Linked DNA regions of Homo sapiens: region 2 is linked to region 1. A link is an interaction called in ENCODE POLR2A ChIA-PET data of the cell type or tissue named here. Cell type or tissue: GM12878. All regions are shown on one strand. Links, peaks and the distances in the headings refer to the core of each region. The heading gives the core; the rest is flanking DNA.

The links. Peaks named below come from ENCODE experiments on the same cell type or tissue, not always from the same donor. Only the 100,000 strongest peaks of a DNase experiment are listed, where the experiment ranks them.
Region 2: POLR2A ChIA-PET joins it to region 1 with 6 read pairs; 1 of 35 experiments calls an interaction of 5 or more read pairs at or near these places.

What each region holds. Positions count from the first base shown.
Region 1 is chr6:14,103,171-14,110,951 of GRCh38, reverse strand. LOC105374939 (a long non-coding RNA gene) reads right to left here. Exons shown (of 3, transcript XR_926500.3): 2 at 7,501-7,676; 3 at 3,668-3,914. It overlaps LOC124901265 (a long non-coding RNA gene), which reads right to left and starts at 2,189. Exons shown (of 2, transcript XR_007059464.1): 1 at 1,714-2,189; 2 at 1-806. RefSeq lists an enhancer at 1,761-1,900 and a cis regulatory region at 1,537-2,324. In GM12878, for the core only: no CTCF peak of the experiment used is centred there; no DNase peak of the experiment used is centred there; H3K4me3 peaks cover 338 bases; H3K27ac peaks cover 1,021 bases.
Region 2 is chr6:15,932,903-15,940,683 of GRCh38, reverse strand. It overlaps the pseudogene ARPC3P5. Among named protein-coding and RNA genes, the nearest start is that of LINC02543, 58 kb to the left of the region's middle. In GM12878, for the core only: no CTCF peak of the experiment used is centred there; a DNase peak (open chromatin) is centred at 3,953; H3K27ac peaks cover 357 bases.

The DNA of each region.
Region 1 (7,781 bases), core at 2,213-6,212:
CCTGTGTAAGCAGGCAATGGTTTTCAGTTCATCCTTACACCAGGGTCTCAGTTCCAACTCCCTACTCTTCTGGGGCCCAAGCCCCTTCTTGTGTGCCTGCTGGTCATGAAAGCCTAAGCTCCTTGATTTAATAAATTCTAAAGTGAATTAATATTCCCATATTGGATTCCCAGCCTGGCCAACTGTCCTCCCCAACCTTACCTCCAGCAGCCCCAGGGGCAACCCAGACTGGTCATAGTTCTTCCTCCATTTTTGACCCTTCAGCATTCCCTTACTTTCTTGCAGGTGCAGCTAGGCATTTATTAGACTGGATTCAGCACTTCTAGAAATTTGCAACAGCTGTTTTTCATATTACATGGAAACCTATGTTGTTGAAAAACAGAAGTATCCAATCTGCTGCTCAATAACCTAAAAGCTTGCCATCACAGGAACCCCTTCTTAACCCACAGAGTTGAACGCCAAGGTGTATTTTCACACGTAGCATATTCTTCCTCATGTCCTCATACTGAGTATGAAGAGATCTCTGATGAAGGCCATTCCTGAGGAAGCATTTTCAGGCTAACTACAGCTACCTTATCATAAAAAACCAGACAGTATTTCGCAGCGTGTGTCTGGCGTGGGAGTGGGAGTGGAAATTCAGTAGCTCTGAGTCCTGACTTGTGTTCTTCCTCGAATGTACGAGAGGGGCTTACCCGTATGTTGATCTTCGCTTTCAGTGAAAAGGGAAAAGAAAGGTGAATGCAGAGGAAGAGCTTCTTGCCTTTCTGAAACCACTGGCTGTCACCTTCATGTTTTCTCTGCTGTGACTATAGAAAGAGAAAAACCGAAAATCATTAGAAAACATTGTGGTTACGCATTCTCACTGCCAAGGCAAGCATTTGGTAACCTTGGGCAAGGAACAAAGCTAGCCAGGTCCCTCTCCCTTTCTTCTGACCCTCAAACCTTCCTGTCTGATTGCAATTTGCATCACGGCCAGGGCTTCATCATTTAATTTATCTCAGAGAGCATCCTGACAGAGCATGGCAGAACATTGTGAACCTAGACATTTGAGAAGCTGGTCAGAGTTTGGGAGCCAGGGGAGAAAGCTCTAGAATGTTTTATTAGTTCTCTCACCTGCCCCTCCCAAGTCAGGGACTCATGGGGAACGGGTGTGGAGAGAGGGAAGTTTTAATTCACTATTAAACATTCACTAAGCAGCTGGTAAGTGGTGCATAAGAAAAGACCATTCTCAAGAAGTTTACACAGTAGAATACAGTTTCCTTTTTCTGGAGTTGCTGGGGGAGTGTCTCACTATGTTGCCCAGGCTGGTTTCGAACTCCTGAGCTCAAGTGATCCTCCCACCTCAGCCTCCCAAAGTGCTGGGATTACAGGCATGAGCCGCCGTGCCTGGCCATTGAATACCATTTCTCACAGTGGACCTTGCTTGCCTCTCTGGAGTTCTACACAGTTTCTCACTGAGGGTCTGGGGGGACTGGGATGCAGGGGCAGAAGGTGGTTCTACAAGGAGGGAGAGAACTAGTGATGGGAGAATTCAGGGGAGGAGAGAGGATTAGGAGAAAAAGGAAATGAGAGTAAGGCATGCCCTTTAAGAAAAAGTCCCGAGGGAGGGGGGCCAGTGAACACGTTTCTGCTGTCTGCCTTAGACACCTGTCAGATGCTGAATGGATCATAAATAGGCAGAAAGAAGTTTGTGATAGGCTGGAAATAGCTCACCTGATGACTGCTGCCAGCAATGGGGGCAAAACCCATGGTACTCCCAGGCACCCAGCTCTCTACCCAGCCTGACTTCCTGGCTGGACTGATCTGCAGGATGAGGAAGTTCTGTAAAAGGGGAAGGCGGGGGTTCCCCTCTGCCCCAAGTGTGCCTTCTGAGCCTCCTTTCCAGAGAAGGGCTTTTGAGTGAAAAGAACGCACTTAACCTAGGCCTGCCCACGGACTACCGCAGCAGCTGCCCCTTGTTGAGCTCTGGCTGAGAGTCAAGCCTTCTGTGCTCAGCCCCTTCTGACTCTGCTCCCCAGCGGAGAGCTCTTATCTGCTGGCCTCCAGGTCTCGGGTTCCCATTACCACAGCCCTTCCCTCAAGCCAGTAGAACCTTCGCGAACACCTCCACTGCTGGCGGCACTCCCCAGCGTTAAGGCCTGAACACCCATGGGCCATTGAGAACCACAGAAGGGCTGGAAGGAAAGCCCAAAGTGTGGCTATGTAAATTGTGTTTTTAAATAAAATTTCCCATCAGGTTTTTCCCTGAGGGCTACTTCTTAGTCACCCTGTACTTTCCAGTTATGGGCTTGTTTGTTCACCGAATGAACCAAATAAATAGAAATAACTCTTATTTCTCGTGCTTTGTCTTTGCTTTCTTTTTTTCTCTTAGAAACTAAAAGCCTGTAGAGAGAGTGTCCATCCTCTGCCAAGGAGGAAAGAGGGAGGTGAAACAATTCCTTTGTTGAACATGAGGAAGAAACCGCATAATCCAGCAAGTGACACAAAAACAAAACACAGAGATATTGGTCTCAGGCTTGATTTGAGGCACTTAGTGGAAAGTCTCTCCACAGGCACAACACAGTCCTTCAAGGACCATGTAAAGCAAGCCTCTTCTTTTCTCTTCTCTTCTCTTTTCTTTTCTTCTCTTTTCTTCTTTTCTTTTTTGAGATGAAGTCTTGCTCTGTTGCCCAGCCTGGAGTTTAATGGTGTGATCTCAGCTCACTGCAAACTCCACCTCCCAGGTTCAAGCAATTCTCCTGTCTCAGCCTCCCGAGTAGCTGGGATTACAGACACCTGCCATCATGCCCAGCTAATTTTTGTAGAGAAAGGGTTTCACTGTGTTGACCAGGCTGGTCTTGAACTCCTGACCTCAGGTGATCTACCCGCCTTGGCCTCCCAGAGTGCTGGGATTACAGGCGTGAGCCACCATGCCAGGCTGCCTTTTTTTTTTTTTTTTTTAAAGGCAGGAACTTCTATGCTGAAATCTCCTGCTTGTATGCTTCTTGCTGCACCTTTGAGCTTGCTTGTCCCTCTCTCTAGAAACTTCTTGCCCAGAATCACAGCCCAACTTCCTCATTCATTTCACCCAAGTGTGTTCAAATGTTACTCTTCCAGAAGAGTCTCTCTTGACCATCTATCTAAAAGATCTAAGCCCTGCACCATCCCTGTACCTTGTCTTAATTTTCCCCCACAGCACTTCTCTCAATCTGACATTATCGCACATATTTGTATGCCTATTTATATTTTTTCTCCTCCATTAGAATGTGGAGGCCATGTCTTATTCACTTCCTTTAGTCTCAGGTCCAAGAATAGCATTGGGCATGTAGTAGGTGCTCAATAAATGTTTGCTGAATTAATGTATCAATGAAGACAGAGGTACTTGAGAGAAATATTGTGGCAATTTGCATTATCAGCTTTCATTTTCACACCTTGTTTTCATGCTGTGAGAGTTGAGGCCAAACGTTAAGTCAGGGGACCCTCGCTTCCAACATCAATTCAAGTTTGAGGGGTTCCCAAAGCCACCCTTGAGTATGATAGTGCACTGAAGGGACTCATGAAGTGGCTGAAAGCTGTTATACTCATGGTTACCATTTATTACAGAGAAAGAATACAGATTAAAACCAGCTAAGGAAGAGAAGCCTAGGGCAGAGTCCAAGAGAGGTCCAATGTGGAGGTTCCAGGCATCCTCTTTTCATGGAGTCATGGACAGTGGTACCTCCTCCCAGCCATGATGTGTGACAATATGCATGGAATATTGCCAAGCAGGGATGCTCACCTGAGCCTCAGTGGCCAGAGTTTTTATTGCAGCTCAATCACTACTGCCCATGTGGCTGACATGATTCTCTAGTTCCTCCAAAGGCAGAGCTAACATCACCTCCACCAAATGCCTCCATTGCAAATCATATTTTTAGACTGTCAAGTGGCCAATGCCCCTAGACAAACAAAGACATTTCTATCAGTCTTGATATTCCAGGAGCCTAGGGGTTACCTCCTAGTAGTGAACGGCAAAGGTCAGACCTCTCTCTGGGTAGAGTTAATTCTTTACTCACACATGCCTTATAAATTTGCTGTGCCCTTGAGCTGTGGGTGGGAATAACTCCCCCACCTCTTGACCTTGGGTTTGTCTCATGAGTGGTGCAAGATCAGAGGTAACCAGGTCCATGCACATTTGTGTCTTTTCACATTGACAGACTTTTACTGATGCTATTTCAATCACAAAAGCCACTAGCTACATCAGGTCCCCAAGGAGGCAATTCTCGTTAGCACTTCCTGTTCACTGGGCAGTCAGAGTCACAGGCACAGAGGCTGAAGCCACTCCACAAGTCACTCTATATTGCAAATTATACATAATAGTACACCTAATCAATATATAAATGTTATGGGTTAAACATCTACAACAAACAAAATAACATTTAACATCAAGAGAAAAGAAATGGGAAAAAATGGTTAATGAACCAGTCCATGAAGAGCAACAGAGACAAAAAGAATCTCCTGGTCTGGGCCAGGCAGTCCAGTGGTCTTGCAAGGAACACCTTTGATGTGGGTAGAGCCTTTCGTGGCAGATGCCAGAGCCTTTCATGGCAGATGCCAAGGAGCTTATCTTGAGTGACAGCAAGACAGTGTTGATTAAGACAGCTGTTTCAGCCGGGTGTGGTGGCTCACACCTGTAATCCCAGCACTTTGGGAGGCTGAGGCGGGTGGATCACCAGAGGTCAGGAGTTCGGGACCAGCCTGGCCAACATGGTGAAACCCCATCTCTACTAAAAATACAAAAATTAGCTGGACGTGGTGGCACGCGCTTTTAATCCCAGCTACTCAGGACGCTGAGGCAGGAGAATTGTTTGAACCCATGGGGCAGAGGTTGCAGTGAGCTGAGATCGCACCACTATACTCCAGCCTGGGCAATAAGAGCAAAACTCCATCTCAAAACAAAACAAAACAAACAAACAAAAAACCACTGTTTCAAGCGCTGAAGTCCTCCTCCTGCCCTTTTTATGGCTGCAGTGTCCTCTGGTGAAGAATGATAGTGGAAGATTGTGCTTATTTATGTCCTTATCTGGTTGGTTGCAGTCTTTACTTATTAATTTATTTATTAAGCAAAATATCTTGTCCCTATTGGCAAGTGCCCTATGAAATGTAAGATGGAGTTTTTTTCTAAGATGGAGTCACTTATGTCAAGGGTGCTTCATACAGTTTGTAGTGTGACTTCTTGCCCATGGAATGAAGCAGAAATCAAGGTGTATTAATTCCACTTTCTCTCCTTCATCTCTACCATCATCATGAGAAGAACATGTCCAGGCTAGCCCATTTGTGCCAGGAAGAATATGAGAAACATATGGTGCAAAGTCAACCCATCCCCAATCTGAACCCAGCCTAGAGCCAGCCTTCATCTCGTGGGCTGACTATCTGAACTCCATAAATGCCTTCTGCTATATGCTGCTGAGATTTTGTGATTGGTTTTTAAGCAGCATTATCATGGGTATAATTAACTGATAAAGATATCAAACCCTTAAGGACCATTTATATTTTTCCATAAGTTTGCTGATCCTATTAGAGCTCCTTTGGCTGTCAAAAACAGGGTAGCTTGAGAAAATGGGCACAAGTTGACGAAGTTTGGATGAAAGCAGGTGATGAGGGAGGAGGCTTGCAAGATCTAAAGCAGTGATTGCAAATCCAGTTACCTACAGGGCCAGAAGGGTTATGTGAGGGAACAAAGAAAGCCAGTTACCTGACAATAAATGTGAACCATGTGAGAAGAAAAGCAACAGAGAGTAGTGAGGACTATGGCAAACTGGACAGTAATCACCCAACTAAGAGAAGCCACCACTTAGCTCCCACCAATTGTTGCTAATGGGAAAATGTCAACCAACGTCAAATCTTTCAAGTTTTTTTTTCAGAGGATTGGATATAGATATTATATGAAATCTCTTAAATGCTGCAAATGGTTGATTTTTGTTCAAAACACTTTTGCAAGACAAACCAAACACACCTATGGCTGTCTGTATGCAACCTCTCATTTATGTCATGATATACAACATCTGGTGGCAGCAGGCTTGTCTGGGACCTTAAGGAGAGGACGCTTGATGGCCAGGGTCAGCATGAGGTGACCAGTTCCTTGTGCGTGGCTGGGTGATGGGTTTTAGCTCAGAGAGGAAAAATCACACAAAGAGGAGAGCAGGCATAACAAGGGGATACCAAAGACAAACTTCTTCACCGTTATTTGGCCCGTGGCTGTTCCTATCACAGCTTAATGGGGCCACTTGAGGGTTCTGAAATGATTTGTTAACAGTTTTCAATGGTGGGGGTGTAACACCCGTAATAATCCGGCAAGGATCAAAGTAATTTACATGTATACCTCTCTGTAGGGTGCTGCAGAATGTTTCAGGAATTCAAGCAACATCAGCGGCAGCACATGAGTAGCCTCTGCCTGGGGCTCAGGAGCAAGGTGGGAGGTGCTAACATAGCCCTCCATACGCTCACCCCTCACTAGGCATTGCCCCAAACACTGACCCTCAACTGTGTTTGCAGAATTTTGCTCTTTGAAACAGAAAAGCGAGAGGTGGGCTTCTTTTCTGTTTGTGACTAAAAGCTATGGACATCAGCACCTAGTTTTTTCTCTAAGGTGGACATCAGCTGTGGACACAGTAGAGCTGTCAGTAAGTCCTACGACTGCCTTTCAGGGTGTTTATTCCCCAGTCACTGGTCCTGATATGGGCTGTCTGCTCTACAGGTGCAAGAATTATTCCTGAGACAAGTCACTTGTAAGCTGATATTTGTTTAGCACCAGGTTGTTGCTTGCTCTTCCTCACTTCCTTGCTGTCTTGTAGCCCTGGGGATGCTGCAGACATGATGGTTCTGAGGAAGGCCAGGGAAGGTCTCCCCCACGTGCACAGACCTGAGCGCAGCTGCCGGCAGGAACAGCAGAAATGACAGAGCGTTTATCTCTACCTGCAATGGGAGCAAGCCCACTTCATATGAAAAAGCACCTAAGCTTGCCTAAGGGTTTTATTTTTAAGAATGTATATCAACAATGCCACTGAAAGCACATTCTACTGGTACCAGTAAGACAAAAGAAACAAACATCCACTGAGTGATACTAACCAGACATACACATCACACCATTTAATCCTTATGATGATTCTGACAGGTGATATTAAAACGTCCACTAGTACACATGAGGAAATTGATGCCCAGATATGTCTGACCCAAGAGACTACTGTTAGATATGGTAGGCATATGTCTTGAACATTCCAGATTTTGAATACTGTGTTCCACAATTACACCTTCTCCCTTTGTGGGATGTCACTATGTCATGAGGCCAGTGAGGAGCCCCCTATCCCCATCCTCTTTTAATACCCTACAGAATTTTTATAGGACATTCTATAAATGCCCTCTAGGTACCACAGGTCAGCATCAAGCCAAAAGGGAAGAGCGAGTTCAACTTTGTCTCTGGTCACTTCCATGATAGGGAAGAAAACAAGTGAAAGCTCCTTGACAACGGTATTTTCAGTAACTTACATGAGAAGATTATGATGTCGCAAAGGTAAAGGCAGCCTTTCTCATGTCTCATGGCCAGCCGAATAGACCTTCCCTGAAGATTCAAACATGATAGCACAGTCAACTCTCTACCATTCCAAAGGCAGGCTTGTGTGGGTACATGAGTCCAGAAAGTAGATCTGTACAAGGAGGCCAGCCTGCCAGGAAAGAGAGGGGTCAGATGTCTGGTAGCAAAAGCCAAGATCTCATCGGGCTCTGAGTGTGGCCATTTGGTCCAAGCAGGAATGGGGCAGGCAGTGAGG
Region 2 (7,781 bases), core at 1,626-5,625, 1.8 Mb before region 1:
TGGTCATTTGTTTTAGCAGCACTGGGGAACTTACCACTCTATTTAAAACCATCTCATTCTTACCCTCTCCTCATTCCTCATTTATCTATTTCATTTTTCTCCATAGCCCATGTCATTATCTGACTGTAATTTTTTTTTTTTTTTTTTTTGAGATGGAATCTTGCTCTGTCACCAGGCTGGAGTGCAGTGGCGTGATCTTGGCTCACTACAACCTCTGCCTCCTGGGTTTAAGTGATTCTCCTGGCTCAGCCTCCCGAGTAGCTGGGATTACAGGTGTGCACCACCACACCTGGCTAATTTTTGTATTTTTAGTAGAGACGGGATTTCACCATGTTGGCCAGGATGGTCTTGCTCTCCTGACCTTGTGATTCGCCTGCCTCAGCCTCCCAAAGTGCTGGGATTACAGGCGTGAGCCACTGCGCCCAGCCCTGACTGTTATATTTATGTTTCACATGTTTATTTGTTTATTGTCTCTCTCCTATCACTATAATAGAAGCCATGAATCCAGGACTTTTCTTCATTTACTCTCATGTCTCCAGGGGCTGGAATAGTGCCTGGCACACAGCAGGAACTCAATGAACATGTGTTGAATTAATGAATCAATGACCCTCTCCTCCTTCCCTGCATTTCCAAGATATTAGAAATGAAGGGATCAGACTCTTTCCTGATGCTGTATTAAAAAGTTTAATTAGCATAACAGTAATTCACTCACTTGTACCGTACATGAAGCTGCCAAAGCGCCTTTGCTGTGCTGCCAGATGCCCATGATGCACCAAGTCCGTTATTGGCTGAAATGATGGCTTCCTCCTGCAAACACCTGCAACTCCCTTTTCCCCCACCCTCCTGAGGCCTTGAGTTTTTACTGGTTATCTCAACAGTGGGTCAGACCAGACATTTAAATGCTGCTGAATTTTACCCACAGTCATCTAGAGAAAGAGAGTTTATGTCTGCATCTATAGGCAACTTCTTTTTCTCCCTTTCTCTCAACTATTTTTCTAGAGAATAATAGCTCACATCTATTGGGGGCTTATTATGTGCCTCTGTGTAAGCTGTCCTAAGTGCTTTATATGCATATATTTATTTAATCCATACATTTATTTAATCTAGGAGAGAGGGGCTCCTATTTGGCCCTATTTTACAGATGGGAAAACTGAGTAGGGGAGAAAAAACTGATTTGCTCACAGTCATGCAGCTGGGAAGGTCTGAGCTCAGATCTGAATCCAGGCAGTCTTGTGTCAGAACTTGCCTTACTAATTTCTTTTCTTTTCTTTTTTCTTTTTAAACAAAAGAAGGAGGTTTATTGGACTTATACTTCCATGTGGCTGGGGAGGCCTCACAGTCATGGTGGAAGGGGAAAGGCACATCTCACATGGCAGCAGACAATAGAAGAAAGCTTGTGCAGGAAAACTCACCCTTATAATCACCACTGGATCTCGTGATACTTACTATCACGAGAACAGCACGGGAAAGACCTGCCCCCATCATTCAATTACCTCCCACCAGGTCCCTTCCACAACACGTGGGAATTCCAGGTGAGATCTGGGTGGGGACATAGCCAAACCATATCATTCCACCAACCTCATGTCCTCACATTTTAAAAACCAGTCCTGCCTTCCCAACAGTCCCCCAAAGTCTTAACTCATTTCAGCATTAACTCAAAAGCAAGTTAGTTACTTCCTAGACACAATGGGGGTAAAGGCATTGGGTAAATACAGCCATTCCATATGGGAGAAATTGGCCAAAACAAAGGGCCTATAGGCACCATGCAAGTCCGAATCCAGCAGGGTGGTCAAATCTTAAAGCTCCAAAATGATCTTCTTTGATTCCATGTTTCGCATCCAGGTCACGCTGATGCAAGAGGTAGGTTCCCATGGTCTTGGGAAGCTCTGACCCTGGTTTGCCTTACTAATTTCCACCCCTGACTTTTCTTTCAGGAGGATCCTGACAGATCACATCCTGTTTACAAATTTTTTTTTCTCTCCAACCAGTCCACAGATATATTTCCCATGCATTCTCTTGGGGTTTTAAGGGGATTAATAAATAACACCCCTCTCTTCAGAATCCCAATTCAGAACTGTCTTAGTCTGCTTGTGCTGCTCTAACAAAATACCATACACCAAGTAGCTTGCAAACAACAGAAATTGATTTCTTACAGTTTTGGAGGCTGGGAAGTCCAAGAGCAAGGCAGATGTGTTACATGGTAAGGGCCACTTCTCGGTTCATTGATGGCCATTTTCTCACTATGAACTAACATGGTAGAAAGGGCAAGGGATGTCTCTGGCACCTTTTTTATAAGGGCACAAGTCCCATTCATGAGTAATCTTCCTCCCTGACCTAATCACTTCCCAAGAGCCCCACCTCCTAAAGCATGACACTGGGGATTATGATTTGACCTATGAACTTGGAGGGGAGGGACACAAACATTCAGACCGTAGCAAGAACTGATAGAGAGATAGAGAGGATCCGATAGGTGGAGATCAAAATTTGAGCTTCATCCTAATGAATTCCAGGTTAGAGGATATGGCTGTGGTATAAGTGACCAAGCAGGCCTGTGAATACTTCAGCCATACTGCTTCCTGACTCTGCTCCCCAGTCTAGACTCTGGGACACTCCACATGAAAGAAAACTCTGGTCTGCAGAGCTGACACTTTTACCCAGCATTACTGCTTCATCCTGGACAGAGAGAGACAGGAAAAAGTCAACGCTCCAGGTGTTAGGTTTCAGTCTTTGAACAGCACCATTCAATTGTGTTCATTTTGGGGGGCTGCTGTAACAAAACTGGGTGCCTGATAGAAAGAGGAACTTATTCCCTCATAGCTCTGATAGCCAGAAGTCCAAAATCAAGATGTTAGCAGGACCACACTTCCTTGTTCAGCATCTAGTGGCTGCCAGCATTCTTTGGCTTACGGTTACATCACCCCAGTCCCTGCCTGTGTAGCCACACTGCCTTCTGTGTGTCTTCTCTCTGTGTGTGTCTCAAATCTCCCTCTGCCTCTCTTTTATAAGGGTGCTTGCAATGAGGTTTAGGGCCCACCTGGATGATCCAAAGTAACCTGTTACGGAGTGAATTCTGTCCCCCAAAATTCATGTGAAAGCCCTGACCACCCCCGACCCACCGTCTGACTATATTTGGAGATAAGGCATTTTAAAAGGTAACTAAGGTTAAATGAGGTTATGTGGGTGGGGCCCTACTTCAACAGGACTGGTATCCTTATAAGAAGAAGAGACAGTAGGGGTGCCCATACACAGAGGAATGGTCATGTGAGGACACAGCAAGAATGCAGCTATCTGCAAGTCAAAGAGAGGTCTTCAGAGAAACCAGCCTTGTCAGCCCCTTGATCTTGGACATCCAGCCTCTAGAACTATGAGAAAATAAATTTCTGTTGTTTAAGTCCCACAGTCTGTGGTATTTTGTTACAGAAGTCCTAACAGACAAATAATACCTCTTTATCTCGGAATCCTTAATCACACTGCAAAGAGCTCTTTCCCAAATAAGGTAACATTTATAAATGCCAACGATTAGGACTTAATATGTTTGAGTTGCTGTTATTCAACATACACTGAAAATCATGGACACAAGCCGTTAACTCATTTCTCCTCCTGGGGAGAAATGGATAAGGAGAGAGACAAGAAGTGAGGGCTGTAATAACTTGCTGATCTAGTCGTAGTCCTGGGAATATGAGGAGCAGGCAGTGAATGCTCCCCCAAATGTCTCCCACAAACCACTGGTGCACCAAAAGTTTTCTGTTTATTTATATCCATTTGGAGAACTCCTAACCTGATGCCTGACATAGTAAGTACTTAGTAAATAATAGGTGCCCTCCCTGATTAAGCCCATTACTAAAAATCTGCTGAACCAGGTCCTCTTTCTCCAGCACACTCACAACCACTTCCCCTTTTCAGCACACAGGCTCTGCCCACCAAATAACAAAAATGAAGGTGAGAAGACCTAGTAGAGCATGATACACGAATCTTGCCACAGAGTCAGAAATCAAGGTAGTGCATGACCAAGGCTAGAATCTACCTCCAACAGGATATACAACTGCTGAATCAGCAAATAAACATTTTTTGAACCTGGTACTTGGTACTTGGCATTGTGCCATTGATAGTAAGTCAAACAGACATGGTCCCCAGCCTGTAGCAATCAGAAGTCCAAGACAGACAGGATTGATCTGCATAGGCATGGTAAGAACAGGGCAATAGCTGTCATGTATTAACAAGGGGAGACCTGTTACAAGCTTGTGTTTGTAACACCCAAAGCACAAATTAAGTAGAAATTGCCTTTAAGTGAGTTTCTGGGAGGCTTATACATTGCACAAGGAGAGGAGTGAGTTTTTCCTGGCATAGGGACTGACTGAAATCAGGAGTGGGATCAATTATTAGTTCTGTCTCAGCACCTAAGTACCCTTTCTCCCACACCGCCTTCCAAAGTAGCCTACACAAGAATGGTGGGAATTCTATAGATTTGAGGAAAATAAATGAACCATATTTTTTAGCATCTGCTATGAGCAAAGCACTAGGCAAGCTAGAAAACACCAAGCAATACAGACTCGGCAACAAACAAGAGCATGTTGAACCCCTAAGTCGGTGTCATAGGTGCAAATAAATAGCCGATCTGCTTGCCATGTGGCCAAAACCAAAAAAAAAAAAAACCAAACCCAGGCATCCAGTCTTATGTGTACTGTTCAGTGCTTTATCTGTGTTATCTCTACCCATGAATTGGGTAGTATCATCTCCACCTTGAAAATGAGGCTGGGAGATTCAGAATGACCATCACGAGCAACTGACATTTGTTGAGCTCTTACTGCATGCTAAGCAATTTCAGTGCATTGTGTCAGGTCACTGTGTGGTAATGTGGTGGTTAAGGAAGCAGACTCAGGGAGCTAGACTGCCTGGTTCAAATCCCAGCTATACCCCCTTGACAGTGGGGTAACTGTAGGAGAGTTACCCCCATGTGCTTCAGTTGAGTTATTGGAAATGGGATAATAATACTACCTAGTTTGCAGGATTGTTAAAAAGACCAAAAGAGTGAGTACATATAAAGCACTTACAACAGTACCTATCCCATGGAGGGCACTTGGCAGACACTAGTAATCTCTGGAATAGGTATTTTTTTAATGTTAGAAATCTCTTTATTATTACTTATTCTTATTAAGCACCAGCTTAATGCTGTAGAAAATTTCAGATCACCTTTGATACCTCACTTTCTTTTCCCCCACCCGAATTCTTGATCAATAGTTTTTCAAGTGAAGACATGCTCTTCTCTCTTCTGTATAAAACTTTATGAGATAAAGGCAAAAGATTGTGTACATCTTAATGGAAAATGCTGCCCAGGGCTCTGGAGATGGTGGCTGCCCAGGCTCCCTTCACTGTCCAGGTCCTGAAAGACTCTTGTTCATGAACTGTCTCTTCACAAAGCAAGCCCACCACTTGCTGGGTTTATCATTCTGAGGGTCAAAAACTTTCTCACAAAGTCTCAGTCCAGTCTTTCTCCTTAGCTGTTGTAAATAGGCTCTCATCACTTCATCTTCCTGTTTGTTCGCAGGTTTGGCATAATTGCGTTAAGTGGAAAATGAGGCTCTCCAGGAATAGGAAAATTCGTGATTCCCAATGTATACATTTCTTTCTCACCTTGGATTTTGGAATTGTACTTTTGGAGTTTCTTCGAACACTCAGAAATGTAGAGAGTTATATATATCAAGGTCCTATCAGCTTCATTCTTAATTTCATAGTTTTTGAAGAAGACATTGGCCTTGAAGTAACAGATGGCTTCATCCACAATATCTGTATCTTTTGTCTCTCTGGGGGCAGGTCCTTTGAATTGGCTTCTGATGGGTAACAGTGCCATGTTTCCAGTGAGTTTGGTGTCAGGGTCCATGAGAGAAGATTGGTAAGCCAGCATCTTGGGATCACCTGAGTTTCAACCCAGAGCAGCAGGATCACTAGAACAGGTATTTTAGGAGAGAGGTAGCTGAGGCTTTGGAGACTTATTAATGCCCAAGGTCACACAGATAATAAGAAGAGGAGGGAGCTAGGACATGAAGCTGCTGCCTCTCTCACAGCTAATACATGGGAGAGCCAAGCTTCACATTCCAACTCTACTATGCCATACAGACATGCCTTGACTGGTGTCCTGTCCCACAGATTGTTGGTGGTAGAGCTGGGATTAGAACCCAGGCTAGCTCTAAGTTTCTCTCCTCAAATTCCCCCTCTCAAATCCCCTTCTTATTTTTGGCCTACTCTGGCTTTCCCCAGATAAGACCCTCCTAGCACAGTGAGCTCTTGAGGGCCTGGTTCTAACCACATAAATAACCAGCATCCTTGTGACCAAAGCTGCCATCAGAGCCGTTGGAGACCTGTTCTAACTTTCTGCAACTCAGCTTTGATGTTTTAAAATTACCAACCATTTTGAGAATTATATGCAAAACGTGGTGCTAAATACTGTTTAATATACAGAAAAATGACAGGTCGTTGTTCTCAAAATTTTATTAGTTAGTAGAGGAGATAAGCAGGTACCCAAATAACACAGAAGCATGAATAAGGTTGGAAGGGGAATTGGAAGGGGCTGAGTATGGTGGGACAAGCCAACCCTTCCATGGGCTCCTAGTTCTGCTGTGGGATGGTTGGGCTCACAGAGCCCATCCTCACAGAGCCTTCAGCTCTAGGGAGAGTGGGAAACAGGCTGCTTTTCAGTTCCAGTCCTGTCCCCTGAGGAGTTAGAGCATGCTGGGACCACTAGGGACCTCCCTCTAAGACTTCCGGATGGCTTCAAGGACACTGGGGTCACAGAACAACACCATTTGGCAGATGGCAGAGGCTGCCTCGGGGAAGGAGAAAGGCTGTCTCTGATGCCAAGCCAGAGATAGAAAACATTTTCTCTGAGTTAGAGAATGGGAAGCATGCCCTGATCTGTTTGGAAGAAGCAAATTGGCCTAATATACCTGTACTTCCTCATCATTTATAGGTCATAACCCCTTTTGAACTACGGACCAATGCTGCAGAAAAAAGAACCTGGACTCATACAACACATTGCATAACTCCCATAGTTTCTCAGATGCTTTGGAAGCCATGTATGGATTCCCAGTGGGTCCATAAACCCTAGGTTAAACATTGCTACATGAGGTGGTTTTTAAAAATGTCTGCAGAGGAATTTTTAGGGCACTGAAACTATAATGGTGGATACATGTCATTATGCATTCCCATGAAATGTACAACATCAACAGTGAACGCTGATGTCAACTGTAGACTTTGGGTGATGATGCATCAGCGTCAGTTCATCAATTGTAACAAATGCACCATTCTGGTGGGGGATGTTAATAATAGGGGAGGCTGTGCATTTGTAGGGGCAGGAATTATATGGGAAACCTCTGTACCTTCCTCTCAGTTTTGCTGTGCACCAACCACTGCTCTAAAAAATGAAATCAGCCAGGCATGTCAGCTCACACCTGTAATCTCAGCACTTTGGGAGGTCAAAGCGGGAGGATCACTTAAGCTCAGGAGTTTGAGACCAGCCTGGGCAACAAAGTGAGAAGGTGAGACTTTATCTCTTACAAAAAAAATTTTTTTAAACTTAGCCGGGTGTGTGGTGCACACCTATACTATAGACCCAGCTACTTGGGAGGCTGGGGTGAGAGGATCAGGATCATTTAAGCTCAGGAGTTTAAGGCTGCAGTAAGAGTACAGTGATGGTGCCACTGTACTCTAGCCTGGGTGACAGAGCGAGACCCAGTCTCAAAAAAAAAAAATATATATATATATAGATATATACATATATACAAACA